Regions from separate parts of the Homo sapiens genome. Here all the other regions are linked to region 1. The links are chromatin contacts, found by Hi-C or POLR2A ChIA-PET in ENCODE. All regions are on one chromosome and are shown on one strand. The core of a region is the stretch at or near the end of the contact, and the rest is flanking DNA. Distances in the headings are between cores, read along the strand shown. Region 1 has its middle 21 kb from the start of DNMT3A. Region 2 holds the start of OST4 (oligosaccharyltransferase complex subunit 4, non-catalytic). Region 3 holds the start of CENPA (centromere protein A). Region 4 holds the start of SF3B6 (splicing factor 3b subunit 6).

Evidence for each region. Hi-C counts contacts between places; a loop is a spot of excess contacts on that map. ChIA-PET counts read pairs that join two places held with the same protein, here RNA polymerase II (POLR2A). Pooled maps may share reads with other maps.
Region 2: a pooled map shows a loop between it and region 1 (6-fold over the local background). The contact joins the promoter of OST4 here to the enhancer-like site in region 1. A Hi-C loop is called at or near these places in 4 of 50 pooled maps. POLR2A ChIA-PET finds 5 or more read pairs at or near these places in 2 of 52 experiments (HCT116 and activated T-cell).
Region 3: a pooled map shows a loop between it and region 1 (8-fold over the local background). The contact joins the promoter of CENPA here to the enhancer-like site in region 1. A Hi-C loop is called at or near these places in 4 of 50 pooled maps. POLR2A ChIA-PET finds 5 or more read pairs at or near these places in 2 of 52 experiments (GM12878 and T-cell).
Region 4: a loop to region 1 is called in a pooled map, with 10 times the contacts of the local background. The contact joins the promoter of SF3B6 here to the enhancer-like site in region 1. A Hi-C loop is called at or near these places in 1 of 37 single-sample maps with no recorded cell type and 5 of 50 pooled maps. POLR2A ChIA-PET finds 5 or more read pairs at or near these places in 2 of 52 experiments (Caco-2 and HEK293).

What each region holds. Positions count from the first base shown.
Region 1 is chr2:25,358,945-25,366,642 of GRCh38, forward strand. No RefSeq gene overlaps it. Among named protein-coding and RNA genes, the nearest start is that of DNMT3A, 21 kb to the left of the region's middle. RefSeq lists enhancers at 1-31, 3,249-3,328, 3,599-3,698, 3,749-3,798. Within about 2 kb of position 3,912, at least 29 of the 41 ENCODE cell types and tissues checked have a DNase peak (open chromatin) inside an H3K27ac peak, as active enhancers do; they include GM12878, where a contact is called at or near this core.
Region 2 is chr2:27,067,867-27,075,564 of GRCh38, forward strand. It overlaps OST4 (oligosaccharyltransferase complex subunit 4, non-catalytic), which reads right to left and starts at 3,788. Exons shown (of 3, transcript NM_001134693.2): 1 at 3,735-3,788; 2 at 3,460-3,597; 3 at 2,606-2,855. The coding sequence starts at 3,596. The coding sequence ends at 3,483. It overlaps AGBL5 (AGBL carboxypeptidase 5), which reads left to right. Exons shown (of 15, transcript NM_021831.6): 13 at 766-878; 14 at 1,707-1,840; 15 at 2,226-2,752. The coding sequence ends at 2,397. RefSeq lists enhancers at 3,267-3,506, 4,937-4,996 and a silencer at 3,557-4,256.
Region 3 is chr2:26,781,544-26,789,241 of GRCh38, forward strand. CENPA (centromere protein A) reads left to right here and starts at 4,513. Exons shown (of 5, transcript NM_001809.4): 1 at 4,513-4,753. The coding sequence starts at 4,654. RefSeq lists enhancers at 2,914-3,683, 3,945-4,044, 5,135-5,184, 5,245-5,294 and a silencer at 4,695-4,804.
Region 4 is chr2:24,071,395-24,079,092 of GRCh38, forward strand. It overlaps SF3B6 (splicing factor 3b subunit 6), which reads right to left and starts at 4,932. Exons shown (of 4, transcript NM_016047.4): 1 at 4,806-4,932; 2 at 2,682-2,800. The coding sequence starts at 4,835. It overlaps TP53I3 (tumor protein p53 inducible protein 3), which reads right to left. Exons shown (of 5, transcript NM_004881.5): 5 at 6,039-6,367. The coding sequence ends at 6,185. It also overlaps a transcript of FAM228B not described here. RefSeq lists enhancers at 4,218-4,750, 4,751-5,282, 4,817-5,046 and a silencer at 5,157-5,806.

The DNA.
Region 1 (7,698 bases), core at 2,662-5,161:
CACATAGCGAGTACTCCACAGCCTTAGCTGACATGAACTGCCTGCCTTCCCTGCTTCTCTCCATTCCTCATTTCACAGAAGACAGGGGAAATTCCCCTTTCAGACAGAGCTCTCATGAGATCCTAGTCACAAACCCGGAGGCAGACAGGCCAGCCCTTGTTTTTTTGTTTTTTTGTTTTTTTTTTTTAGATGGAGTCTCGTGCTGTTGCCCAGGCTGGAGTGCAATAGTGCAATCTCGGCTCACTAAAACCTCCGCCTCCTGGGTTCAAGCGATTCTCATGCCTCAGCCTCCCGAGTAGCTGGGATTACAGGCACGCTCCATCATGCCTGGCTGATCTTTTGTATTTTTAGTAGAGATGGGGTTTCATCATGTTGATAAGGCTGGTCTGGAACTCCTGACCTCAAGATCTGCCGGCCTCGGCCTCCCAAAGTGCTGGGATTACAGGTGTGAGCAACTGCACCTGGCCCCAGCCCTTGTTTTGTCCATTTTAAGGATGAGGCTGCTGAGGTCCCGAGGGGGCTCTGAGCAAGCCAGCGGCAGAGCCAGGGCCAGACCAGGACTCTCACCTCACCCTCTGTCCACACAGAATTTCCCAGGGGGCCCGGGGCTCTCTTGTGCTAGAGACTGGCTGAGGCCGAGGGCTTGTCACCCAGCCCACCTGCTGCCAGGCTGGGTACTGGCTCACAGCTCTGTCCCTGAGCAGATCTAACCCAGCCCTCCCCTTGCTGTCCCCTCCCTCTCACTGCGTCCCAAGCACCCGGCCTCCAGGGTCATTTGGAAAACCTGCCTGTCCCCAGACATCTTGAAATCTCTTGAGTGGAGACCTTTCCTTGCCACACTTAATGAATTTCAGGAGCTGAATGTGGGCCCCTGGGAGGTTGGGGGCTGTGAACAGTGGGGAGAGGAGTAGACAGGGACAAAGAAGTTCAGGACAGGAAGGTGCAAGAACCTGGGCTGCGGGGGCTGATTTTCCTGAGCAGAACTGGGCTAGCATGTTCGTGGGGACAAGGGAACAATGGGGGAGATGGAGGCCGGGTGTTTTGCTAAGCCAGGGCAGGAAAGCCTGACCTTCTGCACTTCTCAGGGGCCCAGCAGTGCCCTCCACACAGACCCTGGAGATATGGGCTTGGGGCTCTTGCCCAGAGAGTGGCAGGGAGGGCCCATCTTAGGTCCTAAGGTGTCTGCTGGTTCTGCCAGGTCTAACTCAGGTGCCCAAGAAGCAAGTCCTCTGAGGGCCCCAAGACCACCCATAGTGGCCCTAGAAAAGGTGGCTCCCCCATCCCCCTTGAGCCTTAAACTTGGCAGATTTCCTGGATTCCATGACTGACACAGACCTTCCTTTCCCAGCAGCCAGCCCTGAGCAGGGCCCATGGACTCGCCCTGTCCCTTCCCCTCCTTGACCAGGCAAACCATCTTGAAGTTGCTAGAGCAAGATTCTTCCTTATCCACTGGGAGAGGCCAGGGTCTGTCCTTCTCTCAGGCCACCCCCACCCCCAGCCCCCCCTTCTCTTCTCAGGTGATTTTGGTGGCATACCTCTTCCTTTCTGTCCTAAGCCCATCAACCCCCCTCCCACTTTTTTTTTTTTTTTTTTTTTTTTTGGCCACAGAAAAGAAAGAAAAAGGAAAACAGCCTAAAGGCATATTCTCCTTTGTGTAAAATTAATATATGCTATTCAAGGGCATGTAAATGTAATTTTAAAGTCAGCTTTCTTGGGCCTTTGTTAGGAGGCCGCTGTCGTGGTCAGAAATCTACATAGCATATGGCATATAGTAGGTGGTCAATAAAAAAAAACTCATCCTGCCCTCCTCTCTCCCCGCCACCTTTCCTTTCTCAAGGGTCCCGAGGGCACCTGGGCTTCCCAAAGCAGAGAGGCCTGTTGGGGGCAGATGCCCACCTGCCCTCCCGCCACCCGTGCCTGTCTGGGCTTCTCCTCCCAGAACAAACCTCTCCTGCAGGGGAGGGCAGGTGGCACCTGAGGGACTGTCCTGAGGGCTACTGAGGGACTCAAGGAAAAAACCCACCTTGAGTCAAGCAAGTCTTCCATGTCTCAGAGGGGATCCTTCCCAGGCCTCCTTTTTTTTTTTTTTTTTGAGATGGAGTCTCAGAGTCTTGCTGTGTCACCCAGGCTGGAGTACAGTGGCGTGATCTCAGCTTACTGTAACCTCCGCCTCCCGGGTTCAAGCGATTCTCCTGCCTCAGCCTCCCGAGTAGCTGGGATTACAGACTGCACCATCATACCCAGCTAATTTTTTTTTTTTTTTGAGACAGAGTCCCACTCTGTCGCCTAGGCTGGAGTGCAGTGGCATGATCTTGGCTTACTGCAACCTCCGCCTCCCGGGTTCAAGCGATTCTCTTGCCTCAGCCTGCCAAGTAGCTGGGACTACGGGCACGTGCCACCACACCCGGGTGATTTTTGTATTTTTAGTAGAGACGGGGGTCTCACCATGTTGGCCAGGCTGGCCTCAAACTCCTTATCTCAGGTGATCCGCCTGCCTTGGCCTCCAACTCTGTGCTGGAGCTACAGATATGAGCCACCGCGTCCGGCCAGGCCGCCTTTTAAATTAGGATCAAGGAGCATGGCCTGAAAAAATGATTGTTTTAGTGCCCCGACCCCACGAGGGAGTGCGGGACTGAGACCCCCATCAGGCCACTGAGCAGGGGAGCCAGGACAGCTTGGCGGTCACACCCCGGAGGTCTGGGTGCAGCGCGGGAAGGCTGGGTCCCTTCTAGGATCTCTGGGCCACTAGTCCAGCTGTGGGGACAGTGTCCGAAGCCCCTGCCCCACTGACTGGGGATCCGGAAAAAGGGTGCCACCTCCCCACCCCAGGCATCTACTTTGCTTAATGGAGGCTGAGCCCAAAGAGATGCCATTGAGCACCTAACACCACTATTGCCACTTTTCTGGCCACTTTTCCACATCAAACTCATTCTTTTGGTCAAGTGGGAATAGAAATCAGGGAAAGTTGTGGGGAAAGTCATTTCAAGTAAACAGATTCAAAAGCGCTCGACAGCCCCTCGGCGGCTCCGCTCCGAATAACCCCACCGCGGTCAGCAGGTTTCGGAGCGGAGTCCGGGTCTCCATCGGCTGCAAAAACCAGCGAAGTGGGCGGCTCCGCCAGGCCGAGGACCCAGTGCAGTCGCCGCATTTCGCTCTTCACCCTCCAGGTGGCGCTAGCGGGGGCGGAGCGCATATTTGTATTTGGGGAGGAGCTTCAGAAATGCTGACTGTTGATTGGCTGGGCTCAGTCTCGCTTTCTTTTCTCCTTCCCGGCAGGGCTAGGGAGGGGACCCAGTCCCGGTGCCTGAGCTGCGCAAGAGGAAACGTGTGTGTGGGAATGGGACAGAGGGGACGGGGTTGGCTCACTTGACACAGAAAGAACATTTGGGGCATGGCCCCTGGGTGTGTTCACTCCTCAAGGACAATCCTGATTTCCTGGTTTTTGTTTTTTTAATAAAGGCAATTTGTTAAGTGTATAATGAACTGTGTTTTCCATTTGTCATTCCTTTATAAGACACCTCATAAATTTACACACCAGGAAAATCCTTGGTGGGACCTGTTGATAATAAAGACATCGTTATTTACAAAAGAACGAAGGTGAGGACCTTCTAGACCTCCCTTTTTCATTTTCTTGGTCTCTGAATGTTGTGTTTGTGTTACCAATATAACGATCTGTGGCTGTATTTTATTTGCACATCTAACAACTGATTGTTAAGCTTCCGCTATCTGGCAGGCATTGGGTGGGGTTTCTCTGAGTCAAGAGTGAGGAAAAAAAGAGGGGGAGCTCGTGGACAGGTAGGACAGGCGGCAGCCAGGATCCAGGCTGTGCACGGGGAACATTGAAGAACGCTGCCACGGCCCCGAAGAAGAAGTGGAGCCACGGGGAGAGGAACGGGGAATTTAGAGGAAGTGGGGCCCGAGGGCAGCGGAGCAGAGCCGCTAGCTCAAAAAGCGCAGTGCTGAAGTCACACTGATGTCACTGCAGAAGCCCAGAGGAGCTAAGGAGAGGTGAGATGTTGGGGGATTCCCTAGGGCAGCTGGAGTGGGCCCCTGGCCTTTTGTCCGGTTGGTGGGGAGGAAAGCATTGGAAAGTATAACTTCCAGAATATTTCCTTCTTGCTCAGGACAGAAAGCCATCTCTGGGGCCAGGCGCGGTGGCTCACGACTGTAATTTTAGCACTTTGGGAGGCTGAGGCGGGTGGATCACGAGGTCAGGAGTTCAAGACCAGCCTGGCCAACATGCTGAAACCCCGTCTCTACTCAAAATATAAAAATTAGCCGGGCATGGTGGCAGGCGCCTGTAATCCCAGCTACTCGGGAGGCTGAGGCAGGAGAATGGCTTGAATCTGGGAGGCAGAGGTTGTGGTGAGCCGATCATACTACTGTACTCCAGCCTGGGAGACAGAGTGAGACTCCGCCGCAAAAAAAAAAAAAAAAAAAAAAAAAAAAAAAAAAAAAAAAAGAAGAAATTTTTGCTAAGTGAATAAGGGAAGCAGATGCTTCTTGATCGGTAGAGAAAGCTCCCTCTAGGAGCCTGCACAGAGCCCAGTATCTCTGGCAAAGAATAAATTGTTCGGAGAGGGCTCTCTTTAGTGTAGGGGAAAGTAGCCCCTTTGCCCCGGGAGAAAACTGTGACAAGACCTTGGCGTTTCAAGGGCTTGAAGAAACTGCTCACCCACTGAGGGGGCAAGCAAGTCACAAGTGTGTGTATACCTGGTGGTGAGAGTGAGGTCTGCGAGGTGGTCCTCCCCATCCTGTCCTGCTCCTTACCTGCCATTCCAAGACCAGCCTCCACCCCAGAAGCAGATTTTCCCATGACTTGAGGGCTACAGCCTGGGCAGAGATTTGGCTCAGGGCCCTGGACTCCACCCCTCGACCTCCTTAAGTGGCCCTTTACATGTCTGGGCAGGGGAGACAAATCAGCGCCCCAAGCCTGAGCACCCGTGCCAGGCCTGGGGAGATCCTCAGCCACCTGGCACCGGGCGTGGGGCTTGGGCCCTGGCAGTACCAGGTTCCCTTGTCCCCATCACTGTAGCCTCTCGCCTATGAGTCCAGGTAGGGTCTGGCCAGTGCGGCTCAGTGTGGCTTGACCCACAGTGCCCAGTGGATGGTGCAGACACTAGTGTCAGAGGAAGAAAGGAAAGCAACCATTATTACTCATTTGCTATGTGCTCAGCCCTGCTCCAGGTCTCTTACACATTTTAATATAATCCTTAGAACAACTAAATAGGTTGGAATTATCTTCATTTTATAGATGCAGAGAATAAGGCAGTGACCTGAGGTCACTCTAGAAAGGAGCAGCGTCAGGATTCAAATGAAGGTGTGCCTGCCCTCCAGAACCCATGCTTTTCCATTGAACCCTATAGCTGTCCAGGAAGGCATGGTCCCCAGGGATCCCAGGAACCCTCAGGTACCTCCCTGAGAAGCAGGGCCCCAGACAGGCCTCCAAGAAACAGGGAGGATGAGACAACTCCAGAGAAGAAGGCAGAACCCTCGCTGGTGAGGACCCTTGGGAGCAAAGACAGGGACAGAAGGAGGAGACTTAGCAAGGGGCCAGCAGGGTGCAGACTCGCAGAAAAAGGAAAGGGAGAAGATTCAAAAGGGCAAATTGAGGCAAGAGGTGACAGATTTAGACCAGGTCTAGGGAGATCATGGAGGAAGCCCGGGGCAGCTGGAGGCACCCCAGCAGGACTGGATGACTTAGGGACCAAGGTTGGAGCAGAGGGCAGGAGTCACACATATAAATGCTCCTGGGAGCTGGGCAGGTCACGTCAATGGGCAGGTGAGCTGAGGGTGGAGCACAGACAGAGCTGAGCAAGAGACAAGCAGGACGTGGGAGTTGGAGCGGGGTTGGGAGCCCTCAGACAATAACCAGAGGCTGGGACACAGGCGCCCAGTCTTTCCCAGGCAGCTGGGTGGGCAGCGGGCACACCAGACAATCATGGGTCCTGGACCCACACCTCAGATCCCCTCTTAGTGACTGTGCAAGCTTTCCCATCCTCGTTAGCCTCTCCAAGTTTTCTCTACAGATGGACACCCTCGGCATCGCCTTAAAACACGTATTCATTAACCACACTAAAAAGCAGTCTTTTCCCCATTCCAGGGCCAGTCTGCACAATCGTTAGGTTCTAACATAAGCTTCATTTCCAGGCCAGCACACCCTCCGGGTCACAATACATTAGTCATTTGCCATTCAGAATTGGCACCCATTGTGTGCCAGCACTGTCTTTTAGCTCCTTCTCCCATGTTTCAGGCTGGTGGGAACTGGCACCCACCGTGTGCCAGCACCCTGTCTTCTAGCTCCTGCTCCCGTGTTTCAGGTTGGTGGGAAGTTTTCAAGTTTCAAGTGTCTGGGGGAAAGTTTATACCTCATTTGGGTGTTCCCGAGCAGGAATACCCTCAGCGGTAACTGGCACAGAGTGAGCTATTGCTTCCTGTGGGCCATGGTGATTGGACTGTCTCCCACCTAGCCAGGAAGTGCCTCCAGGCAGGAGCCGACTCTTCTAGAGGCCTGAGACAGGCCTGCTCCTTTGCATAAGAACTTGTCCAGGATGCTTTAGCTTTGGGCTGGGGTGGGGTGGGTGGTGCGTCATTCAGGAAGACAGGTGGATTTTTTTAAAGCAATAAAATAGTACTATTATTTGTAAACTTTGTTCAGACACTATCCTAGCATTTCATGTGTGTTGGTTAACAGGCAGAAATTTAATTACCTGCATTATCTCTCTATATATTTAGTAAATCATTTGCGTGTTAGGTATTTGTCCACAAGCACTCATTTTAGTTACCAGGGATCTTGGAGAACATAGTATTCGCACATTTTGAGGGACTCGAAGGTGTATATCACTATCCCTGACTTTAGGGACCTTATAGTTGGTTCAGGAAGACAAGAAGAGCATGTTAAAAAGCTCAGAGGAGCCAGGTGCGGAGGCTCAACTGTAATCCCAGCACTTTGGGAGGCCAAGGTGGGCCCAAGAGTTTGAGACAAGCCCCTTGCTTGAGCTCAGCCTGGGCAATATGGCAAAACCCTGTCTCTATTTAAAAAAAGAAAAAAAGAAAAAAAGAAAAAAAAAAAGGCTGGGTGCAGTCGCTCAGGCCTGTAATCCTAGCACTTTGGGAGGCCGAGGCAGGTAGACCACGAGGTCAGGAGTTCGAGACCGGCCTGGCCAATATGGTGAAACCCCATCTCTACTAAAAATACAAAAATTAGCTGGGCATGGTGACGCACACCTGTAGTCCCAGCTACTCGGGAGGCTGAGGCAGAAGAATCGTTAAAACCCAGGAGGCAGAGGTTGCAGTGAGCCAAGATCATGCCACTGCACTCCAGCCTGGGCTGGATCTCAAAAAAATCCAGCTGTTAGCGTCCTGATTTTGGACTCCATCTTAAACAAAAAAAAGAAAAGAAAAGAAAAAAAAGCTAGCCAGGCATGGCGGCATTTGCTTACAGTCCCAGCTATTAATACTTGGGAGGCTGAGATGGGAAGATTGCTTGAGTCCGGGAAGTCAAGGCTGCAGTGAGCCATGATCACGCCATTGCACTTGAGCCTGGGTGACAGAGCAAGATGCTGTCTCAAAAAACAAAAACAAAAACAAAAAAAAAACAACTCTTGGGTTCAAGGCCCCGTGTGACTGGGCGGGGTGGGTACTAACTTCACAACTCTGCCTATGTTGAAGGGGCTTCTCTCTACTCTGCCTCAGTTC
Region 2 (7,698 bases), core at 2,538-5,037, 1.7 Mb after region 1:
GCTCTACACACTTAATCTCATTTTATCAGTTGAGGAACCTGAAGACTTTTGTCTACCTGCAAAATGCTACTTATGCAAATTCCCTGACTCCAGGAGCTGGGCAACACTAGACAAAACAGGAGAATGAAAAAAGCATGACGGTACTTTCTCCTGTCAACACTGCTAAATGCTGTGTGTAGCCGTATCATTCACACAAAGCCATCTCTTCTCCTTTAAATTATAGACCCAGCTATATAAAGAAAGGGATGGGAATGATTTTAAGACTCTAGTCCAACATGTTCTACCTCATTCAAAGACCCCTACTCCCAACCTGTCAACTCTCCTCAATGGGTAGCACTGAACCCACCAGTCCTGGGTAGAGCTGACTTGATCCTCAAATGCTAAACATATGATTGCGGCAGTATAAACTGACACAGGAGTTAAGCTTGGGTGCGTTCCGATTCTAGCCTGGAGTTGCTGCTCCACCCCTTGGACCACCAGACTAGAGCCTCAACCAGGGGTGATTTTGCTGCCAGGTGACATCAGGCAACATCTGGAGACATTTTTGGTTGTTACACTGAGGAGGGGGGAGATGAGGAAACAGCATAAATTGTTTAGAGGCTAGGGATGCTGCGAAACATCCTACAATGCACAAGACTACTCCCCACGATAAAGAATTATCCAACCCAAATTGTCAACGTGCCAAGGTTAAGAAACCCTGATCCTTTGGAAGTTACCTCCTCTTCTCTGTGACCCCTACCCTGATCAGTTTCCTCTGTTCCCTAGGGAGCAGTTGCTCACTCTTGTCCTCTGGAGACAAACCAGAGGCTGTCATGGTAATCGGGAAAGGTCTGCTAGGGACTGGAGCTCGGATGCCCTGCATCAAGACTCGATTGCAGGTAATATTTTTGGGTCTCCAGCATAGCTACTCTGGCAGAACCCAGCAAGGCACTGTTCCTCTGGGTAGTGGGAGGGAAAATGCTCAGCACTGCTTTACTGCATCTACCCTTGGCCACATCAGAGAGCTTCTCTGGTGCCTGAGTGCCTGTCTGTCCAGTCCCCTTCCTGCCCTCCACCATCCCCATCAGCCAGGTCATTTGCTTGCTTTCAACCTGTGTCCCTGCCAGATATACCCCAACCTTAGCCTGCTAGCTTTGGCTTTCCCTGCCCCTGCCCTTAGCTTCTCCTCTCTTTCTGCCCAGACCTGTCCGAGGAGAGTTTCCGCCAGGAGGGGTCCCGGATTCCCCAGGTAACACATTTGGTTGCTGCTGCTAGGAACAGCCCTGCCACCAACTCCGATTCAGTCCAGATCCCCATGCTAGGTAAAGCTGAGTATAGGCAGAGGCTGACTGGATGGGTGAAGTGTACACTGCTCTGGCAGGGGCTAAAGCATAGAGGGCTCTGAGAGAGGTCTACCAACCCTCCACTATCTTTCTACACAGTGTTTCTCTACTCACCCAGACCTTAGTCATGGTGTAGCCATGGCGGTTAAATGCTGGATCCGTTTGCCACCCCTAGTTATAGACTTGGAGTGCATAGTCATGGACTGAATCCAGGACTTCTCTGGCTATTATCTTGCCTCACCCTCTCAGCTAGAATTCAATGTCCCAGTACCTCTACTGATCCCTATACTACAACACTCTTATGCATGGAAACTCTAGAAGCAAACTAAAAGCAAAAAACTCATGGAAGAATCCAGCCTCTTAGCGCAAACCCTGTCCACACAGGCTAGGCCCAGGTTGGGCCGGGGCTCACCGCCGACTCGCAGAGGGATGAAAGGCTCTTCAGGCCCCACATCCCCTACCCCCCGGACCAGGGAGAGCAGTGAGCTGGAGCTGGGATCCTGCTCTGCTACACCAGGGTGAGCACTTGGGTCCAGTCCCTCACACCACCCCTCACTTCTGTCCCCTCATTCCCATTTCTGTCATTCAGAATAATTTTCTGCTTCCCTACTCCTTTTGAGCACAAAGACTAAATGTACTTCCATTAAGAATCTAGTCCCTGATTTTTTTTTCCCCCACCATGGCCAAGTCTTCAATCCAAAGCAAAAGAAAACAACTTTTAGTCAGGGCCTAAGGTCTAGGAGCTGGCTGGTTCCAGCGTCAAACCACTGTGCAGTAACCAACTTGCCCATCCTTACCCATCTTCATCTCGCTCCACTTCTTTCACTTCCCAGCCCCTGGTTAGCAGAACAGAAGAGGAGGAGAGTTTTCACAGCCCTGATTCCTCTCTCTTTTCTGTTGCAGGCTGCCTCAGGCCAGGCCCCCACGGCCCCGCTCTGCCCCTGCCTTTTCTCCTATATCCTGTAGTCTATCTGACTCCCCATCCTGGAATTGTTACAGCAGGGGTCCCTTGGGCCAACCTGAGGTTTGTTTTGTCCCTAAATCTCCCCCACTGACTGTTTCTCCCCGGGTCTGATAATGCCTTTATGTTCAAGCCCAGGATATAGCCCCAAGATGGGGTAACAGTGGGAAATATGCTAGTTCCCCTCCAGGCCGCTGATTCCATGTGACAGCCGTTAAGTCCTTGGAATGCCAGCCACGCTGTCCAAGGCATTACAGAGTATCACCTTGAGACAGAACAAAACAGGGACCTGCCACCCCTTCCCTCCCTCCGCAGCACAAGATTTTGGGACCACAAAAAAAAGTCTATATTTTTATATTGGGGGGAGGGAGTAGAAAAGCAAGCCCCTATACTGGGCCCTATTCAGTGGCAGCTTCTTGTTCCATAGGATTAAGGAAGACTCTGAGGAAATAAAAGTTGTTTGGAAAAATCCAGGTGTAGTTGCTTTGTATGTTGTGATGGGTAGAAGGGATGAAGTGAAGTGTGAAGGCCCCTCATACCCTCCATCTTGCCTCAGACTATGTCCTGGAACCCTAGAAAAGAGGGGGAAAGACCTGAGGTAAGGAAAATGCTGCAGCTTTCCTCTGGGGAATCCTTCAGGAAGTAACGCCCATCCATGTTCCCTTTATACTTGTGACCCACACTTAAGGCTGGCTCCAAAGCCCCCCCTTCCTTCTCTATAGTTTGGGTCAGCAGCCAACCCCTGGCCTCAGAACATGGAAACAGAATTCTACATCTGTCACCCCCCTCACCAAAAAAAATCTGCCCAAATAAGGCCTAAACAACCTGGGGAAAATGAGGGCTATTTAAGAGCCCAAATCCTCATACTTGGATGGTTCCCTCGGTACCTTCGTTCCTACCGGTGTCAGTGCCTCCTTACAACTATACTCCCAACTTGGGCATCTACCTACTGGAGACTGTGAGGGTTAGGCAACCCACTCCCATTCTAGCAGGGAACAGGTTACGGGGAGAGGACAGCGCGCTCTCTCTCTACTCTGTGCAGACAAAGGGGCCCAGTTCTGGACTGTATCATGCTTGGCCCGACACTTTCTGATTGTAAGTTTCGAACCCTGCTAGCCCTGGCGCGGCCTCGCCACTCAGCTCTGGGGACTGGGCGCTACAGCCCCGGGCCGTTACCTGGGGCGGAGAAAGCGCCACTTTCATTCCTGCTTCTTGGGATTGTTGACGGCCACGTAGTGATAGAGAACGACAAGCAAGAAGAGCGACACGCCCAGCATGTTGGCGAAGATGGCGAGCTGCACGTCCGTGATCATCCTGCGGAGAAGAGAGGGGCTGAGCTGCGGGCTGGCGCACTCCTCGCCCTCGCAAGAACCCGTCCTCGCCCCACGGGCCAGCCACGGCCACGGCCACGGCGGGGCTGGCCCGTGGGACGGCCCCTGCGTGCCTCTGACCTGACCAGTCCGGCTCGGCTCCGACGCCACCAGCGAACAAGCCCGAAGTCAGAGACCTGGACCGGAACTTCGTAGCGCCAGCTCAGGCCCGAACAAGCCGCTTCCGGCGGGGGGCGCGGTCGGGACGGCCTCTCTAGCCCCGCCGTCTCGTCGGCTCCGCGCGGCGCGTTACGGCCGCGGCTGGGGCGGGGCCTCGGGCGCGGCTGCGGTGGGAGGTCCAGCCGTAGGGGGTGGGGCGGGGCTGCGGACGCGCGCCTGGGCCCGGCACCGCACAGCTGGCTGCAGCTGGCGTGGCTCGGGACGCGGCTAGCGAAGCCGTGGTGGCCGCCTCCCCGGAGCCGAGGAGTGGGCTGGGGCGAGGGTGCAGCGGCGGGGCCGGCGGGATACTCCAACCCCCTTCCGGCCCCGGCCCTCAGTACTGCTGCCCACCCTTCGCTTCCCGGCCCGGCCCAACCAGGTGCTTCCTTTGGGTCCTGCCCTCAGTGCCCTCTCCCTGGCCCGGACGGCGGGGACAGGGGTAGGAGGCGTTGTAGAATGGGGACAGGGCTGGTGCTGCCGGGTGCTCCTTTCTCCGGCGCCATCCTTTGTGACCCACATGCAACCAAGTAGAACCATCCTGCCTTTTGTGATCTGACCAGGTTCTGTCTTAGCCGGGCTCCCTCCCTCCACCCTACCCCCCGGAGGTGGGCGTCGGAAATAGGGCGGACCCTCCCGGAATCAAAACCCAAACCGTGGGACTTCGGCCAAGTGGGAAATCACCCCCCGGATGTGGGGGAGGGAGAAGGGGAGGAATGGAGAAGAGGAGGAAGGGCTGGGACAAGCAAGAGGGGTCCTGGGTTCAGGACAGATTAGGTCGCCGAAGAGAACGAAGAGCGGTGGCTGCGGGTAGCCGAGGGTCTCTGGCGAGGGGAGAGGCACCCTGGAACTCTCCAAGCCTCTGCCCAAGCCAGAGCTTTCTCCCCCCTCACTCCATGCTTTCTCTCAGCTTCACCATAAAAGGGAACGGCACTGAGCCAGGCCGGGGCCGGGGGCTGGGCTGTTGCTCTGGAGCTGTCAGGGGTAATGGAAGCCAGTTGCTTTGCGGTAGAGGGGGGCCAGGGCTCAGGGGAGGCCTCTGCTTCTCGGAGCCAAAGAAAACTCTACAGGAGATGCTATGGGCTTGGGACAGGGGACCAGTTTCCCGCCTGTGTGCACTGAGCTGGGGATGCACTATCCCAAAGTAGCCTTCCCGGGCCTGGGACCATCAACAGCTTGTCACCCAAGGGCTTCAGCCCCGTGGCTTCTAAACATAATCCCTGCCTTTAGTAGTCTGTAGTTCCCGTGGCCTCCCCGCACCTCACCACCAGCCCCCACTCAATATTTCCCAGAAGCTTGATATTTAGAAAGCCGAGTCCCCTCCACACAACACTGGTGAAACCCCAGACAGGTACTCCCTTATGCATCCCTCAGTAAGCGGTCTGTTTCCAGCTCCTCTCTGGGAGAGTAAGGGTCTAGGTCTTAAGGATTACACGTCATTATGCTTCATGTCTCCTGGAAATTTGAAGCAGATCCAAGTCCAACCAAACACTTAGGTCTACTGTTGAATCAGAACTAGCCCTCCCTTTTAAAAATAAGCTCTACCTTTAGGCCAGCCCTGGAAGTTAAACTTTCTAGACTGAAAATGACAGGAAAGCAAGCCTTGAAAGTGCTTAAAACCAATTGACCCAGGTGCATAGTATCCTAGACTATCAGAGCCGAAAGGGGCCTTCAAAATCATCTTATGAAGAAAGAAACTGGCCAGGCATGGTGGCTCATACCTGTAATCCTGACATTTTGGGAAGCCAAGGCGGGAGGATCACCTGAGGTCAGGAGTTCGAGACCAGCCTGGCCAATATAGTGAAACCCCATCTCTACTAAAAATACAAAACTTAGCTGGTGGTGCATGCCTGTAATCCCAGCTACTCAGGAGGCTGAGGCAGGAGACTTGCATGAACCCAGGAGGCGGAGGTTGCAGTGAGCCAAGATTGTACCATTGCACTCCAGCCTGGGCAACAGAGAGAGACCCTGTCTCAGGGAAAAAAAAAAAAAAAAAAAAAAGGAAGGAAACTGAGGCCCAGAAGGTAAAATTTCACCAAGTTTCTAGAAACTGGTGAAAGAGCAGTGTCACCTCTTCCTCCTACCTCCACTCCATGTTCCAGGTCAAACTGTGGACTCAGTAGGTTGTCCTAGGGTTAGGCACAAGAAGGAAAGGATTTATTTTAGGACCACCCAGAAATTCATTCACCTCACAGAACTTCCTGTGCCTAGGTCAGTGGGTCTTTATCAGCTTTGGATGGGTCATTTGGCCCAGTGCCTGGAAGAACTGAAACAAAAAACAGTCTATGAGACTGAACTAGACTTAACTAAGAACTGACAAATCTCGAACCAAGCTTGGATAAAAAAACTACGTGGGAAGTGAGACAGGCACAGCCTCATCCTGGGGGGATTTGGGAGGATGTGGAGGGAAATGACTGGGGGGCACTTGTGGAGCTCAATCTCTGTGATTAGTGTGACATTTTCAAGGAAAGGACATGAGGCCAGGATTAGGCTCAGGAGTGAGAAAGCAACAAGACCTGGGAGAAGGGGAACTGGGTTCAGGGAGGTCGGCTACTAAAGTATTAAACCTGGAGGAAGAGCTGAAAGGAAAAGTAAAGTGCATCTCTTTGGAGAAAAGTGGGCTTTTGCTCAAGACTCCCCACAAACTTGAAGTCCCATGTGGATTGGCATGACCCAAGGCCCAAATCACTTTTTTTTTTTTTTTTTTGAGATGAGTCTCACTCTATCACCCAGTCTGGAGTGCAGTGATGCGATCTCAGCTCATTGTAACCTCTGCCTCTCAGGTTCAAGTGATTCTCCTGCCTCAGCCTCCTGGGTAGCTGGGATTACAGGAGTGTGCCACCACACCCGGGTAATTTTTGTATTTTTAGTAGAAACAGGATTTCACCATGCTGGCCAGGCTGGTCTCCAACTCCTGACCTCAAGTGATCCGCCTGCCTCGGCCTCCAAAAGTGCTGGGATTACAGGCGTGAGCCACTGTGCCAGGCCCCAAATCATATTATTCCCCCTTTTTCCCTCCCAATATTCAGTCCTCTGACAGAGAGGCTAGACATAAAATGCTCCTTATTGCTGGTGCCCACGGCTGTCCTGACCCTGGTCATGAACTCTTGCTCAGTCAGTGAAGCTGAATGAATGAGTTCATTGCCATGTAGGGCCAATTGGCACTAGATGCTTGGAAATTACCCACCTTGGAGAGGTTGTAAAATAGATCATGTCCTAGTGCCACCAGCAACTTAGCTTTCTGGGGGGTCAGGAACTCTTACCAATTGCTTTGGAAATTTATGGCTGCCTGCCAGTACCACCACCAGCATGTCACTGCCACCATCACCACTACCACTGCACTCTAACTTTAGGCTCCATTGCACCCTGCTTGCCCACTCAAGCCAGCAAGGGGAAGCATCCTCCCTGGTGAACTCAGAGCCACTGATATGTTTGTGATTTCACAAACATTCATGACAGCTCCTAGGTCTCGTCTCCTAATTACATAAAGGCAAATGAAATGCAACCTACTGCAACTATATTTCAAAGCCAACATTTTTCACTGGATACACTTAAATTATACAATAGATTTTTGAATTTCAGAGGGTAGGAGAGGGAATGGGTAACAATTGGGCAGTGACAAGATGGCTGGGGTGACTTTTCAGGTTGCCAGAGGCTTCCTAAGGGTGAAGAGAGGGAGAAGAGCAGAGAGAGAAAACCCATAGCAGCAGCTGGGGCAATCTGGAGGGGAAGTGGGTTGGCTTCCTGCCAGGGCCAGAGCCAGAGCCTAGAGACCAGGGACAAAGCTGCAACCTTCCACCGAAAACTTCTTTGAAATCGGGATCTCCTGTGAACATTTCCTTCAAATCTCCCTGTGTGCTGATCCCCAGGGCTCTAAGGGGCAACTACA
Region 3 (7,698 bases), core at 3,263-5,762, 1.4 Mb after region 1:
GGGGACACACATCCAAACTATATCAGCAGTACTGGACATTTTTCATGAGAGAGAAGGGGCACAAGAGGATGTCTGGAGCTAGCCTCTAGAATGTTGGTGTGGAAAATCTCTCCAATGTTTGAAAAGCATACCAATTACCTAGTCCTCCATTCATTGTTCAAATGAAGAAACCCAAAAAGCAGAAGTAACTTCCCAAGGGTCACACAGTCAGTTAACAGGCAAAAGCCAGATGTCCTGGTTCTCAATCCTCGCCTGTCCCATTCTGCCACAGATACTGCAGCCAGAGGCCAGGCATGGTGGCTCACGCCTGTAATCCCAGCACTTTGGGAGGCCGAGGTGGGTGGTTCACCTGAGGTCAGAAGTTCGAGACCAGCCTGGCCAGCATGGCAAAACCCTGTCTCTAGTAAACATACAAAAATTAGCTGGGCATGGTGGCACAAGCCTGTAATCTCAGCTACTCAGGAGGCTGAGGCAGGAGAATCACTTGAACCCGGGAGGCAGAGTTTGCAGTGAGCCAAGATCACGCCACTGCACTCCAGCCTGGGCAACAGTGAGACTCAGTCTCAAAAAAGAAAAAAAAGCTTAAAAATAAAGATATAAACCGGGTGCGGTGGCTCACGCCTGTAATCCCAGCACTTTGGGAGGCTGAGGTGGGTGGATCACGAGGTCAGGAGATCGAGACCATCCTGGCTAACACGGTGAAACCCCGTCTCTACTAAAAGTACAAAAAATTAGCCGGGCATGGTGGCGGGGGCCTGTAGTCCCAGCTACTTGGGAGGCTGAGGCAGGAGAATGGTGTGAACCTGGGAGGCGGAGCTTGCAGTGAGCCGAGATCGGGCCACTGCACTCTAGCCTGGGCGACAGAGTGAGACTCCGTCTCAAAAAAAAAAAAAAAAAAAAAAAGATATAAAGAAAAAATGTTTTTGTATACTTGCAGTGTGTGTTTTAAGCTAAGTGTTATTACAAGAGTCAAATTTTACAGTTCAAAAGCTTATAAAGTTAAAACGTTACCATTAAGCTAAGATTAATTTATTATTGAAGAAGGAAAATTTTTCTTTTTAGAGACAGAGTCTTGATCTGTTGCTGTCACTGGGGTGCAGTGGCATGATCCTATCTCACTGTAGCCTTAAACTCCTGGGCTCAAGTGATCCTCCTGCCTCAGCCTCCCGAGTAGCTGGCACTACAGGCATGCACCACCGTGCCCAGCTAATTGTTTTTATTTCCTGCGGAGATGGGGTCTCACCACGTTGCCCAGACTGATCTCGAACTACTGGGCTCAAACAATGCTCCTGCCTTGGCCTTCCAAAATTTTAGGATTACAGGGGTGAGCCAGTGTACCCAGCCCATTTTTTATACTGTTTTTTTACTGTGCCTTTTCTAGGTTACATATGTTAGATACACAAATACCATTGCATTACAGTTGCCTACAGTATTCAGTACAGGAACATGCTGCACAGGTTTGTCGCCTAGGAGCAATAGGCTATACCATATAGCCAAGGTGTGTGATACACTATACCATCCAGGTTTGTGTAAGTACACTTTATGATTGCACAATGACAAAATCGTCTAACAACACATTTCGCAGAGCATATCCCCATTGTTAAGCATGGGAACTGTATAATGCCTTTATTATATATACATGACTATATAATAAGGGCTATATGATAAGCCAGAGTTACCATGGCACCACAAAATGTTTTTTAAAAAATCAGCCAAGTGGCAGGGTGCGGTGGCTCACGCCTGTAATCTCAGCACTTTGGGCGTGGTGGCACACGCCTGTAGTCCTAGCTACTTGGAAGGCTGAGGCAGGGGAATCGCTTGAACCCGGGAGGCAGAGGTTGCAGTGAGTGGTGGTCGCACCACTGCACTCCAGCCTGGTGACAAAGTAAGACTCCATCTCAAAAAAAAAAAAAAAAAAAATTAGCCAAGTGTGATGGTACATTCCTGTTAGTCCCAGCTACTCAGGAGGCTGAAGTGGGAGGATTGCATGAGTCCAGCAGTTCAAGGCTGCAGTTAGCTGTGATTGCACCACTATACTCCAGCCTAGACAATAGTGCAAGACCCGGTTGTGGGGCGGGGTTAATATATATATATATATATATACACACACACACACAACATAGAATTTACCATTTTAACCAGTTTTAAGTGTACAGTTCAGTGGCGTTAAGCACGTTCACAGTGTTGTGCAACCATCACCACCATCCATATCCAGAATTTTTCATCTTCTCAAACTAAAACTCCCCACCTATTAAATACTAACTCCCCATTCCTCCCTTACTCACTGGCAACCACCATTTTACTTTCTGTCTCTATGAGTTCCGTTATTCCAGGTACCTCATACAGTATTTGTCCTTTTTTTTTTTTTTTTTTGGAGACAGAGTCTTGCTCTATTGCCCAGGCTGGAGTGCAGTGGCACAATCTCAGCTCACTGCAACCTTCCCCTCCTAGGTTCAAGCAATTCTCCTGCCTCAGCCTCCCGAGTAGCTGGGACTACAGGCCCGTGCCACCACGCCCGGCTAATTTTTTGTATTTTTAGTAGAAGCGGGTTTTCACCAGGTTAGCCGGGATGGTCTCGATCTCCTGACCTCATGATCCACTGGCCTCAGCCTCCCAAAGTGCTGGGATTATACAGGCATGAGCCACCACACCCGGCCTTGTCCTTTTTTTTTTTCTTTTTTTTTGAGAGAGGTGCCACTCTGTCGCCCAGGCTGGAGTGCAGTGCCACAATCATGGCTCAGTTCAGCCTCAACCTCCTGGACTCGAGCGATTCTCCCACCTCAGCCTCCTGAGTAGCTGGGGCGACAGGCATACATCTGCACGCCCGGGCTAATTTGTGTGTGTGTGTATCTTTGGTAGAGGTGGGGTTTCTTTCTTCCTTCTCCTCCTTCTCCTTCCCCTTCTCTTTTTTTTTTTTTTTTTTTTTTGAGACAGAGTCTCACTCTTGTCGCCTAGGCTGGAGTGCCGTGGCATGATTTCGGCTCACTGCAACCTCCGCCTTTCAGGTTCAAGCAACTCTGCCTCAGCCTCCTGAGTAGCTGGGATTACAGGCGTGAGCCACAGCACCTGGCAAATTTTTATATTTTTAGTAGAGACGGGGTATCGCCATGTTGGCCATGCTGGTCTTGAACTCCTGACCTCGGGTGATCTGCCTGCCTCGGCCTCCCAGAGTGCTGGGTTTACAGGCGTGAGCCACCACGCTCGGCAAGATGGAGTTTCGCCATGTTGGCCAGGTTGGACTCGAACTCGAACTCAGTGGTTCCGAACAACTTGGCCTCCCAAAGCGCTGGGATTACAGGCATGAACCACCGCACCCCAGCCCAGCATTTGTCCCTTGGTGGACTGCTTTATTTCACTTAGCATAACGTCCTCAAGGTTCATCTATGTTGCAGCAGGTGTCAGAATTCCCTTCCTTTTAAAGGCTGAATAACATTGTGGTATACACCCCATTTTGTTTATCCGTTCATCTGTTGGTGTGTATTCAGGCTGTTTCTGCCTTCGGGCTGTTGTGAAGAATGCCGCTATCAACATGGGTGTGAGAATATCTGTTCAAGTCCCTGGCTATATTTAAATTCTTTTGGATATTTAGCCAGAAGTGGAATTACTGGATCATCTGGTAATTCTATTTTTGATTTTTTGAGGAACCACCAATACTATTTTTCACAGCAGCCGCAGCATTTTACACTCCCACCAGCAATGCACAAGGGTTCCATGAAATCACTAATTTTATAACATTTTTCCTGATTACATGTTCACTGTAGAACATTTAGAAAATGCAAGAAATAAAATTTAGAAAATTAAAATTCCCCTTATTCTACATACCGGGACATGACTTGAATTTTTATTATCCCCAACAAAGGGAAGAGAGCATTTTTTTGGGACGATTGCGTTGCTATAGTGCCGAGGCCTGCCCTGCCCGGACCTTATTCTCAAAGCCCCGCCGATCCCGCCGTCCCCGCGACCCCAAGCGTCAGCAAAGTTTATGCAGTTGAACTGGATTCTGAGTATATCTGTGGATAGTTCCTGGGAGAGTCGCAGATACGACACGGGGTTGTCACATTCTCTATGGGTCTGTTTCCTCATCTTTAAAAGCCATCTCTGCGTTGCTAAGGCAAAGCATAAAATGTTTGAGGAAAGCGACTTTTCTAGAAAGCACGTTCTACAAACACACCATCCACGTTCCAAACTGAGCTTCGGTGTTTTGACTGGAGGGCACCTGAGGACGTCAGTACGGTCCCGCAAAGACCAGCAACCAGATTGGCAAGCAGGGGGCAGGAGAATTTCCCGCCCCATCTCTTTAGTTGTCTATTGGTTGATTTTACCATCAGTCTCCCCTGTCCTCCTATCATCGCCGCTATATTTGTGTCTCGGTGCATACTCTCATTGGCCCTACCTGCAGTCGCTCTACGTAAGGGGCGTTCCAGAGTCAGCCACTGGGAGTCGCTGGATTCGGGTTTTAAAAAACGCCGGCCGTGAAGTGGGCGGAGCGAGCGATTTGAACGCGAGCGGCGCGGACTTCTGCCAAGCACCGGCTCATGTGAGGCTCGCGGCACAGCGTTCTCTGGGCTCCCCAGAAGCCAGCCTTTCGCTCCCGGACCCGGCAGCCCGAGCAGGAGCCGTGGGACCGGGCGCCAGCACCCTCTGCGGCGTGTCATGGGCCCGCGCCGCCGGAGCCGAAAGCCCGAGGCCCCGAGGAGGCGCAGCCCGAGCCCGACCCCGACCCCCGGCCCCTCCCGGCGGGGCCCCTCCTTAGGTAACCGGCCGCGGCCCCATCTCGAAGAGGAGAAAACCGAGGCTCGCAGGCGGAGCCCGGATCTCCCGAGTCCCGATCCCGTGGCACTTCCCTGTTGGGGGACAACGCGGTTCCGCCGTCCGGCATCCGCTCCGGGCACGGGCGGTGCCAGCCCTGCGAGGGGCTGGAGCAGGCGGTTCCGAAAGCGGGAAGGGACCGGCTTAGCCACTTGGCTCCTAACGCCGTCTTCTTGTTAGGACTAGTGGTTACCCAGCGCCCACCGCCCACCGCCAACCAGGCATTGCCTCCCACTGTTCGTGCGTTATCTCAGCTTCATATTGTGCCCATTTTACAGCTAATGAGAAAGCCGAGGCACAGGCCAGAGAGCTTGAGCAGAGTCACACAACTTGGTGTTCTGGCGGACACGGGATTTCCAATCCTCTGTGTTTGTGCATTTTTAAATTGCAAAAGTATTGACTGCTTTCGGTGACGATTTCAAACAGGAGTCCTCTTAGGAGGTGTCTTTCAGGGGTTTTTTTTCCCTTCCGGGAGAGGCTGTTAGGCCTTGAACCGAGGCCCTCTGCGCTGCTCACTCTGTTGCCTTCCAGAGCTTGTGTCCGGGAAAAGGGGCCGAAGTCTGTGTCTTAATTGTCTATGGTGGGCTGGTGGATGGGAGACCCAACGGCAGGAGGAGGCAGATGCCTGTATGGTACATGGTGGCAACAGCTGCTTTACTTATCTCTTAACTCTTGCTACGTAGCTATGAGGAAGATGGGAAGTGTATTGTAGTTTATTTGTTTCATTGCTTTTTGTAGAGACTGGGTCTCCCTGTGTTACCCAGGCTGGTCTCAAACTCCTGGCCTCAAGTGATCCTCCTGCCTGGGCCTCCCAAAGTGCTGGGATTGCAGGCATGAGCCACTGTGCCTACAGGCTTTTTTGGGTTTTTTGTTTTGTTTTGGAGACGGAGTCAGGCTTTGTCGCCCAGGCTGGAGTGCAGTGGCGCGATCTCCGCTCACGGCAAGCTCCGCCTCCTGGGTTCACGCCCTTCTCCTGCCTCAGCCTCCCGAGTAGCTGGGACTACAGGCGCCTACCACCACGCCCGGCTAATTTTTTGTATTTTTGGTAGAGACAGGGTTTCACCGTGTTAGCCAGGATGGTCTTGATCTCCTGACCTCGTGATCCGCCCACCTCGGTCTCCCAAAGTGCTGGGATTACAGGCGTGAGCCACCGCGCCCGGCCGGCTTTTTGGTTTTTTGTTGTTTTTTTTTTGAGACCCATCGCCCAGGTTGGAGTGCAGTGATGCCACGAGGGTTCACTGCAGCCTCAACTTCCCAGGCTCAGGTGCTTCTCCCAGCTCAGCCTCCCGAGTAGCTGGGACTACAGGCATATGCCACCATGCCGGCTAATTTTTTGTATTTTTAGTAGAGGTGGGATTTTGCCATGTTGCCTAGGCTGGAGTAGGTTGTTTCTAGATGTTGCTGTTGCGAATGGGATTTTTTTTCTTTCCCAAAACACGAGGATTTAACCTTTGCTTCCAGCCAACTTGCTGAATTCTCGTTCACCCTAGTCGTTTTTAGTTGCTCCAGTTGGAATTTTTAAGTAGACTATTATGTCATCTGCAAATAACTTTTGAATCTTCCGTTTTCATTTCTACACATTTTATTTATTATTGTATGGTACTAGTAAGGCCCTGAGACTCACTAAGAGTGGTGTTTTGGTCATCTTTGTCTTGTTTGTAATTTTAACAGGAATATTAAGTATGATGTTTGCTGTTGCTTTCCAAGGTAGAAGCATCCTTCTACTCCTGGTTAAATGGAAGGTTTATCTCAAATGGGCAGTCAACACTTCTTGGCAGTCCTACCACCTTTGTCTGGTATTCTTTCTTCAATTTTCGAGACAGAGTCTCACTCTTGTCATCCAGGCTGTAGTGCAGTGGTGCTATCTTGGTTCATTGCAGCCTTGACCTCCTGGGCTCATGCAGTCCTCCTGCTTCACCCTCCTGAATAGCTAGGATGACAGACCTGCACCACCATGCTTGACTATTTTTAAACCTTTTTTGTAGAGACAAATTGTTTTGTCTCTACAGAACAAAAAAAAAACAGCCATCGTGCCTGGCCTTTGTCTGGAATTCTTGCTTTTCCATTCTCCCCATGACTATTTCATACCTTTTTCTCCCTCCTCGACTTCCTACAGCTCCATTCCCCCCACTCACTCTTAGCCAATAATGGCCTTGACTAGGTGTCCCCCTTCCTATCAAAGCCCTTCCTTCTACATGGGGTCTTGGTCATATCCTTCTTTCACCTACAGAGGAGCTTTCTACCTGTGCTTAGATAAATCCAGACACTTCACACTGGCATCGGCACATATGCTCTAGTATTTATGATGTTTTGTTTTGTTTTGTTTTTGTTTTTGTTTTTGAGACGGAGTTTCCCTCTTGTTGCCCAGGCTGGAGAGCAACGGCGTGATCTCGGCTTACCGCAACCTCTACCTCCCGGGTTCAAGCGATTCTCCTGCCTCAGCCTCCCGAGTAGCTAGGATTACAGGCATGCACCACCGCATCCGGCTAATTTTGTGTTTTTAGTAGAGACGGGGTTTCACCATGTTGGTCAGGCTGGTCTCCAACTGCCAACCTCAAGTGATCCGCCCACCTTGGCCTCCCAGAGTGCTGGGATTACAGGCCTGAGCCGCTGCGCCTGGCCGTATTTACGATCTTAAGAGAAAGGGCAGGAGTGTTTCCTTGACCCCACATTCTCACTTCCCTATACCTCCCATTTCCCTCTACTTCCCTTCATAGCTGTCCTTTTAAAATAGCCAGACTTGTTAGGTCCACATACATTGCATCTGATTCCTCCCTTCCTAGTGACCCTACAACCCACTCCAATCTGACTCCCCACAACCACTACCCCCACTTCTAATCTGCTTGAACTACTCCTGTCAGGGTCACTAGCACCTTTTGTAGTGCCAAA
Region 4 (7,698 bases), core at 3,682-6,181, 1.3 Mb before region 1:
AGGAGTTCAAGACCAGCCTGGCCAACGTGGTGAAACCCCATCTCTACTAAAAATACAAAAATTAGCCAGGCATGCTGGTGGGTGCCTGTAATCTCAGCAACTCAGGAGGCTGAGGCTGGAGAACCACTTGAACCTGGGAGGCGGAGTTTGCAGTGAGCCGAGATCGTGCCATTGCACTCCAGCCTGGGCAACAAGAGCGAAACTCCATCTTAAAAAAAGAAATGTTTCATACAAGAAGTAGAAAGCTGTAACAGATAGGGAAACAGGGAGCTACTTCAGCTAGGGTGGTCAGGGAAAACCCCTCTGAAAAGGTGACACTGAAGCTGAGACCTGAAGAATGAGGAGGAGCCAGGCATGAGATGAGCTGGTGAAAACCATTCCAGATACAAGGAAAATAGAAGCACAAAGGTTCTGAGCTGCTCTGCACTCTTCTGAAGATGCCCCTGCTTTATTCCCTGTCCTTTCATTTTGGCTTTCTGAAACATTCTCTAACTTCACTGATTTTAAGCATCCCTTAATTGAGTACTATCAATAAATTTTATAATGCCCTAGTAAACCAATCACAACCACTTTTTATATTATTCTTCTATTTTCTTTTCTTTTGTTGAAACAGGATCTCACTCTGTCGCCCAGACTGGAGTGCAGTGGCATGATCTCGGCTCACTCACTGCAGCCTCAGCCTCCCAGGTTCAAGCGATTCTCCCACTTGAGCCTCCTGAGTAATTGCATTACAGGCGCGTGCCACCATGCCCAGCTAATTTTTGTATTTTTTTTTAGAGAGGGGGTTTCACCATTTGGCCAGGGTGGTCTCGAACTCCTAACCTCTGGTGATCTGCCTGTCTCGGCCTCCCAAAGTGCCGGGATTACAGGTGTGAGCCACCACATCTGGCCTATTCTACTATTTTCTATATTATTCATTTAGTATACATCGGGTGCTTACCATGTATCGCACAAGTGCTATCAACACAAAAACAAAAATAATATATGGTACGAGCCCTGGAGGAACTCACAACCTGCCCAGGGTGACAGATGAATATAGAGACAACAGCAAAACCATGTGTTAACCTAGGAGAGACACATGGAAATGCTATGGGAGCAGAAGAGTGGCTAATGTACACTGGGAAGGAAAACTGATAAAGTACCTTCACAGACACTGTGTAATTTCATCCAAATTAAAATTCTTTTAAGACAGTAGGTTAGGAAGACTGTATTTCATAGATAATTGAAACCCAGATAAGGTTAAATATTTTCTCCAGTTTCGTAAGAGTAGGCAAGCCAGTATTTGAACCCAGGCCTTACAACCAATCTATGCTGTTTCCACATTAAAAGCTAAAAGGCCACCACCCAGATTATCTCATACATGAAGAGAAAACCAAAAAAGCTAGGCAACTAGTCACACACATGGCTAGTAACAAGGCCTGAAGTAGAATCTTGTCTCCTGATCCCCAAGGCAGGGATTCGCCATGTTGGCCAGGCAGGTCTTGAACTCCTGGCCTTGTATACCATTCTGTATCTAGAGCAGGGTTTCTTGACCTAGAGTCCATGTATCCCCTGAAATATATGCAACATGAGTGTATTCTTCTGTGGAAGGAGTCTAAAGCTTTTATCAGATGCTCAAAGGACTGAGACCTCCTAAAAAGGACAGCTGGTCTATAACACTTTCACTTTCATCCCCATCTGAGTACCAATGATCATGTATTTCCAGCTCTTGGTTTACTCTCTGGAGGGACAGTGTCATTCAAAAGGAGGGTCCTCAAGACCTCATAGTCCTAAAGCCAGGAAGGAGCTCTCAAGTCATACAAGACGGAATTCCGACTAGAAATAAAAACTTTATACGTAGTCATTACTGTGGTAAAATAATAATTTTTTTAAAATAAAAACTTTAGAAATCCTTTCAGATGGACTCTTAAGTCACTAGCCCTTTCATATGAGTTCGGGTGTCAGAGGCTATGGTACTGTGTAATGTAGAGGTTCAATTTAGAGTCAGAAGATTTTACCACTAAGCACTGTAAGATAGAAAGGTACTTTACTCTCAGGGCTATAGTTTTGTTGATCCAAATAAAAGCACTTATTATGGTTAATGGTATTCAGTAGATGTCCAGTAAATATCACTTGAAGGTATGAACCCCAATCTTTATATTAAATTAAAACGTGAATGCTTGTAATTAGATGTTTTCCTCTATACTTTTACATCTTCAATTGAAAGAGCTGTAGTTGAAAATATCATTTTTTTCTGTTACTTTTATACTCTTTTACTTAGTTTATTCAGAAATTCTGGGGTTATTTAAAGAGACAGTGATGATTGTTGAGAAAATTATAGAGCTGCTGCATACAAAAAACACAGTGTAACAAGCTAGCTTTACAAATAACAGGTATGCAATAAATGTTAGTTCTTTCCCTTCTCAACCAGTTTCCTCAAAGCATTCATTACTACTTCAATGAATGCTTTGAGGAAACTCAAATCCTCTTCTTGGCTCTCATTGAGCTGGATCATTAGGGTCTCAGTAGGTTTTCTCCCCCCTTCAAAAAGATCTCATCTCTCTGATCTCAATCTGCTAGTCTCAAGGCTCTTGGTAAGGGTTGTCGCACTGCACACAGCACAGGGTGGCCTCATCGTCAGCTATAATTCTGAAATTACAGATTATGCTATCATTTTCTTTAAATGACTCAGTAAGACTCACACTCTGATTTGACGAATAGGTCCATATTTCCCAAATATATCATACATTTCTTCAGCTGTGATTTTGTATGGCAAATTTCTTATATACAATATCCGATTTACTTCAGGTGGAAGTCGAATCTAAAATGAGAAATACGTATTGTTATTATAATTAGGGGCATTCTAAAAAATTATAATTTAAATGCCCCTATAATTAGGGGCATTTTAAAAAATTCTTAATGATACGTAATAATAAAAAGCCAAGAATAAGAGGTATAATTTGATGTTTCTGAAAATGGGCAGATCTTTGAAAAAGCAACAGAGGCTGGGTGCAGTGGCTGGTCCCTATAATCCCAGCACTTTGGGAGGCAAAGTGGGAGGATCACTTGAGCCCAGGAGTTTGAGACCAGCCTGGACAACATAGTGAGACCCCCATCTCTACAAAAATTTTAAAAAATTAGCCAGGCATGGTGGTGGGTGTAGGCCTTTGCAAACCTTACCACCATCACTCCTGCTAACACCTGAGTTGGGCTGTACCCTCTTCCCTGCCCATCCCAGGAGATGACCCTGATTCTTGTTTCTTGGAGAAAATAGACATGACCAATTGAAATACTTTTCATCTATATCCAACTACTTTCCCTCTATTACTACGCCAACCTTCATCTACTCAAAACCTTCACTTCTAAACTCAACCTATCTTTCTTCCATATCATGTTTCGCACACTCTGCTGGATTGCTCCCATTGGCATAAAGATACACCTATATCACACATCTTTTAAAAAGTCAACTATCTGGCCGGGTGCGGTGGCTCATGCCTGTAATCCCAGCGTTTTGGGAGGCCAAGGCAGGTGGATCACTTGAGGTCAGGAGTTTGAGACCAGCCTGGCCAACACGGAGAAACCCTGTCTCTACTAAAAATACAAAAATTAGCCGGGCATGGTGGTGGGCACCTGTAATCCCAGCTACTCAAGAGGCTGAGGCAGGAGAATTGCTTGAACTCAGGAGACAGAGGTTGCAGTGAGCCAAGACTGTGCCACTGCACTCCAGCCTGGGTGACAGAGTGAGAGTCCATCTCAAAAAAAAAAGTCAACTATCATCCAATTTCCCTACTTCCTATTTAAATGAGAACTCATGGACAGAGTGTCTTTGCTGTTTCCATTTTCTCAACTTCCACCATCTTTTCACCCCACTGCAATCAAGTTTTCATCCACTGAAATGATTCCTATCATCAAGGTCACCAAAAGTCTCCATTTACATATACAATGGTCAATTGCTTGTCTTTTCTTTCTTTCTTTCTTTCTTTCTGTTTTTTTTTTTTTTTTTGAGTCAGGGTCTTGCTCTGTCTCCTGGGCTGAAGTGCTGCGCAGTGGCACAATCATGGCTCAAGGCAGCCTTGAATTCCTGGGCTCAAGCAATCCTCCCACCTCAGCCTCCAAAAGTGCGGGGATTACAGGCATGAGCCACCTCACTCGGCCTAACTTCATCTTACACCTCTAAGCGTTTTACTGTTGACTAATCTCTTTTTTGAGTTTTTTTTTTTTAAAAGTTTCCGTAACACTGTACTCTCAAACACTAGAATGTAAGCAGAAGGACTTGTTTTATTCACTGCTGTATTCCCAATACGTAAGACTAGTGTCTGGCACATAGTAGCTATTCAATAAATATAATTGATGAATTATGTCCCACATGGCAAGCAGAATACATAGTAGGTGCTCAAAAAATATTGTTTTAATTAATGTGTTAATGAAGGATCCGAAAAGCACCATGATCTGAGGGGAATCCCAGGTCCTAGTTGTTGGTGAACCATTAAGTTAGTTGAGGACTCTTCTGAGATATCGACTTTAAGTCAAGGAGATAATCCTAACGCCAGGTCCTTAGGTGCGGGTCAAGCAAAGAGGCTATAGGGGTAACACTATCACTGACACTAGGGTAGAGACTGAGGAACTCTCAAAAGGGGTGGGGACAGAAATGTGGCTCAAGGAGCATATCTCTGAGGATGGGGCCGGATAGTGTCTTCGCTGACAGGATAGGAATTCTGGAGTTCTCCGCTCTGGGGACGGAGGAGGAGCAAGAATGCTCCGATCCACGCCGCTAAGAAAGTCAAACCCGAAGTTCTCCCACCCTCCGCAGAACACCCGATACTCACGTTCGCCCTCTTGGCCGCTTGCATCGCCATCTTGGCGGGCTGATGAAGTTACCGTAGCAGATACTGAAATTCCTCCGGAGCTCGCTCGGCTTCGGGGGTTACACCGCGTTAGATGCAGGACATCAACATCCAGGACCCGCCGGAAGCTGTTACAGCGGAATAGCGCCGTCTTACGCTGAGACGCGCTGACGTAGCAGCCCCCTTCGAATAGACTCCGGGGTAAAACCGAGCCTGAGCGAGACTCGAGGCCGGAAGATGGAAAGGCGAGAGTCCAAGACACTTCCGGGCTCTGTACCGTAAAGGGCGGGGCGTAGCCTCCAAAAGGCGAGATGTTCCGGTCGGGGAGGCCCTGAGCAGAGGAACCCGGGTGGAGAGGGCGGGGCCTGAGGAGGGCGGAGAGCTGGGGCGGGTCTCAGGTGAGTAACTGGGGAGCGGAGGAGGCGGGGCTTGAGCAGGGTTATGACAGGTAGGGCGGGACCCAGGTGAGTAGCGGGAGGGGGCGGGGCCTGAGGAGGGTGCGGAGAGCTGGGGTGGGGCCCAAGTGAGTATCCGGGAGGGAGCCGGGCCTGAGCAAGGCGGTGAGCTGGGGCGGGACCCAAGTGAGTAATGGAAGGGGCGGGGCCTGAGGAGGGTGGTGGCGGTGGGGCGGGGCCCAGATGTGTAGCGGGAGGTGGTGGGGCCTGAGGAGGGTGGCGAGAGGTGGGGTGGGGCCCAGGTGAGTAGCGGGCGAAGGCGGGGCCTGAGGAGGACTGAGCTGGGGCGGGACCCAGGTGAGTAGCGGAAGGGATCGGGGCCTGAGGAGGGTGGTGGAGGTGCGGCGGGGCCCAGAAGTGTAGCAGGAGGTGGTTGGGGCTGAGGAAAGTGGTGGAGGTGGGGCGGGGCTCAGATGTGTAGCGGGAGGTGGTGGGGCCTGAGGAGGGCGGCGAGAGGTGGGGTGGGGCCCAGGTGAGTAGCGGGCAGGGCTGGGGCCTGCTGTGGTGCCCACTGGTTGCGGGGCGCGCGGGCAGGTGCCGGAGGTGGTGGGCCTGGGCCTCTAGCTGTGCGCAAGGCGGAATATGTGGGGTTCTGGCGGCTTGTGTCACGGCTGACGCTGTAACTATACCCAGAATCTCCGTCCCTGGAGGGGCCCTCAGGTTGAGCGTCAGCTGATCGGGCCTCAGTAATCCCCGCTGCGACGCCCGTCCGGACTCCCACCTCAACCCCGCCGCGGCGGCCCCAGTCCGCGTGCCACCCTTCCAGTTCACTCTTTATTTCCTCATATCAGCTTTAAACGGCTCTGGAGGAAGCACCGGGTTTCTTGGCCTGTCTATTGTGAATCTTCTCCAGGTTTGCTCTGGAAAGGCCTGGGGTGGCCGCGTCCTGTCCTGCCCCATCCTCCTTCACTGGGGCAGTTCCAGGACGATCTTGCCTATGTTCTTGTTGGCCTCCATGTACTTATGGGCCTCCTGGATTTCGGTCACTGGGTAGATTCTGTCCAGAACCGGCAGCAGACGTTGGGGGCCCTCCGTGGAGAAGTGAGGCAGAATTTGCTCCGTGAAAGCATTCACCAGCATTTGCTTGTACTAAGACAAGGGAAAGGAGATCATCAGCCTGGGGAGAGAGCCTCACCCTGCCCTCCTCATCCTCCTCAGCCTTCTTGCTCTCTCTGAAGCCACGTATCTGAAAAAGCACACAGGGACACTTAACCCCTCACTTCCTAGCATGTGTGTGAAATACCCTTGAAGGAGTCATGTGCCATCTCAGAATATGTCCGATAGGTATATTGTTAATTTTGAGGTGAAAGCATTGGAGAAATTGTAGTTTCAGAAAAGGCTAGCTGACCTGTCTCTTCTTGCATGTAGCAAGTCATAAAGATTCCTCTGAGAGGGGTACCCTCCCCATACTAGGGCAAAAAGCCCTTATCACCAGAGACTGGAAACGGGGCTGCAATGGAACTGAATAAATACACTTAAGGAAGTAACCCTTATCTTCCACTAGTTTTACACCCCCCACCCCCATATATCTCCTAGTGACTTCCCTAGAAATTTACTATCCCTAGCCAGATTTTGTCTTATTTCTTCTCAAATTTATTGTTCTTTGTCTAAAAATTACAAAAGCATCTTACTTTGGCCGAATCACTTGAGCCTGGGAGTTTGAGATCAGCCTGGGCAACATGGTGAAAACCTGTCTCTATAAAAAATACAAGCCAGGCATGGTGGTATGCCTTCAGTCTTAGCTACCCAGGAGGCTGATTGTGCCATTGCACTCCAGCCTGGGTGACAGAGTAAGACCCTGTCTCCATAAAAAAAAAAAAAAAAAAAAAAAGTACATGCTTTTCTCCTGTCAATCTGCTGGTATCAATTTGGTTTCTAGAGCCAGCTGAAGAGACCACATAGGAGCTAAAGGGGGGTTACAGGTGATCTCTGGCTCCCTTGTACCTCCAAATGTGTAACTTCTGTTCTGTACCAGATAAAGACTGAAGCCTGGAGTAAAATGTTAGTGTCACTGACAGCCTAAGAATTGTTTTTAAATAAAGTGTCTTTACCCAGGAGGCAGCCACAGATAGGACTCATATAGGCTTAGTGAAAAAAGGATGCTTAAGCTCTCCTGTCCCTCAGCTGGTGCAAAACCCTATGGTGGAAACATTCCCAAAGGTGGTACCTGCTAGACTGCCAGATGGAATATTTCAGGAGCATATAATCTTTTTTTTTTTGAGATGAGGTTTTGCTATGTTGCTCAGGCTGGGGTACAGTGGCTATGCACAGGTGCAATCATAGCTCACTGCAGCCTTGAAACTCCTGGACTCAAGCAATCCTCTGCCTCAGCCTTCCAAGTAGCTGGGACTACAAGCAAGTGCCACTGTGCCCGGCATGGAACCTATAATCTGTTGAAGGCCAAGGCTTACTTATTTTTT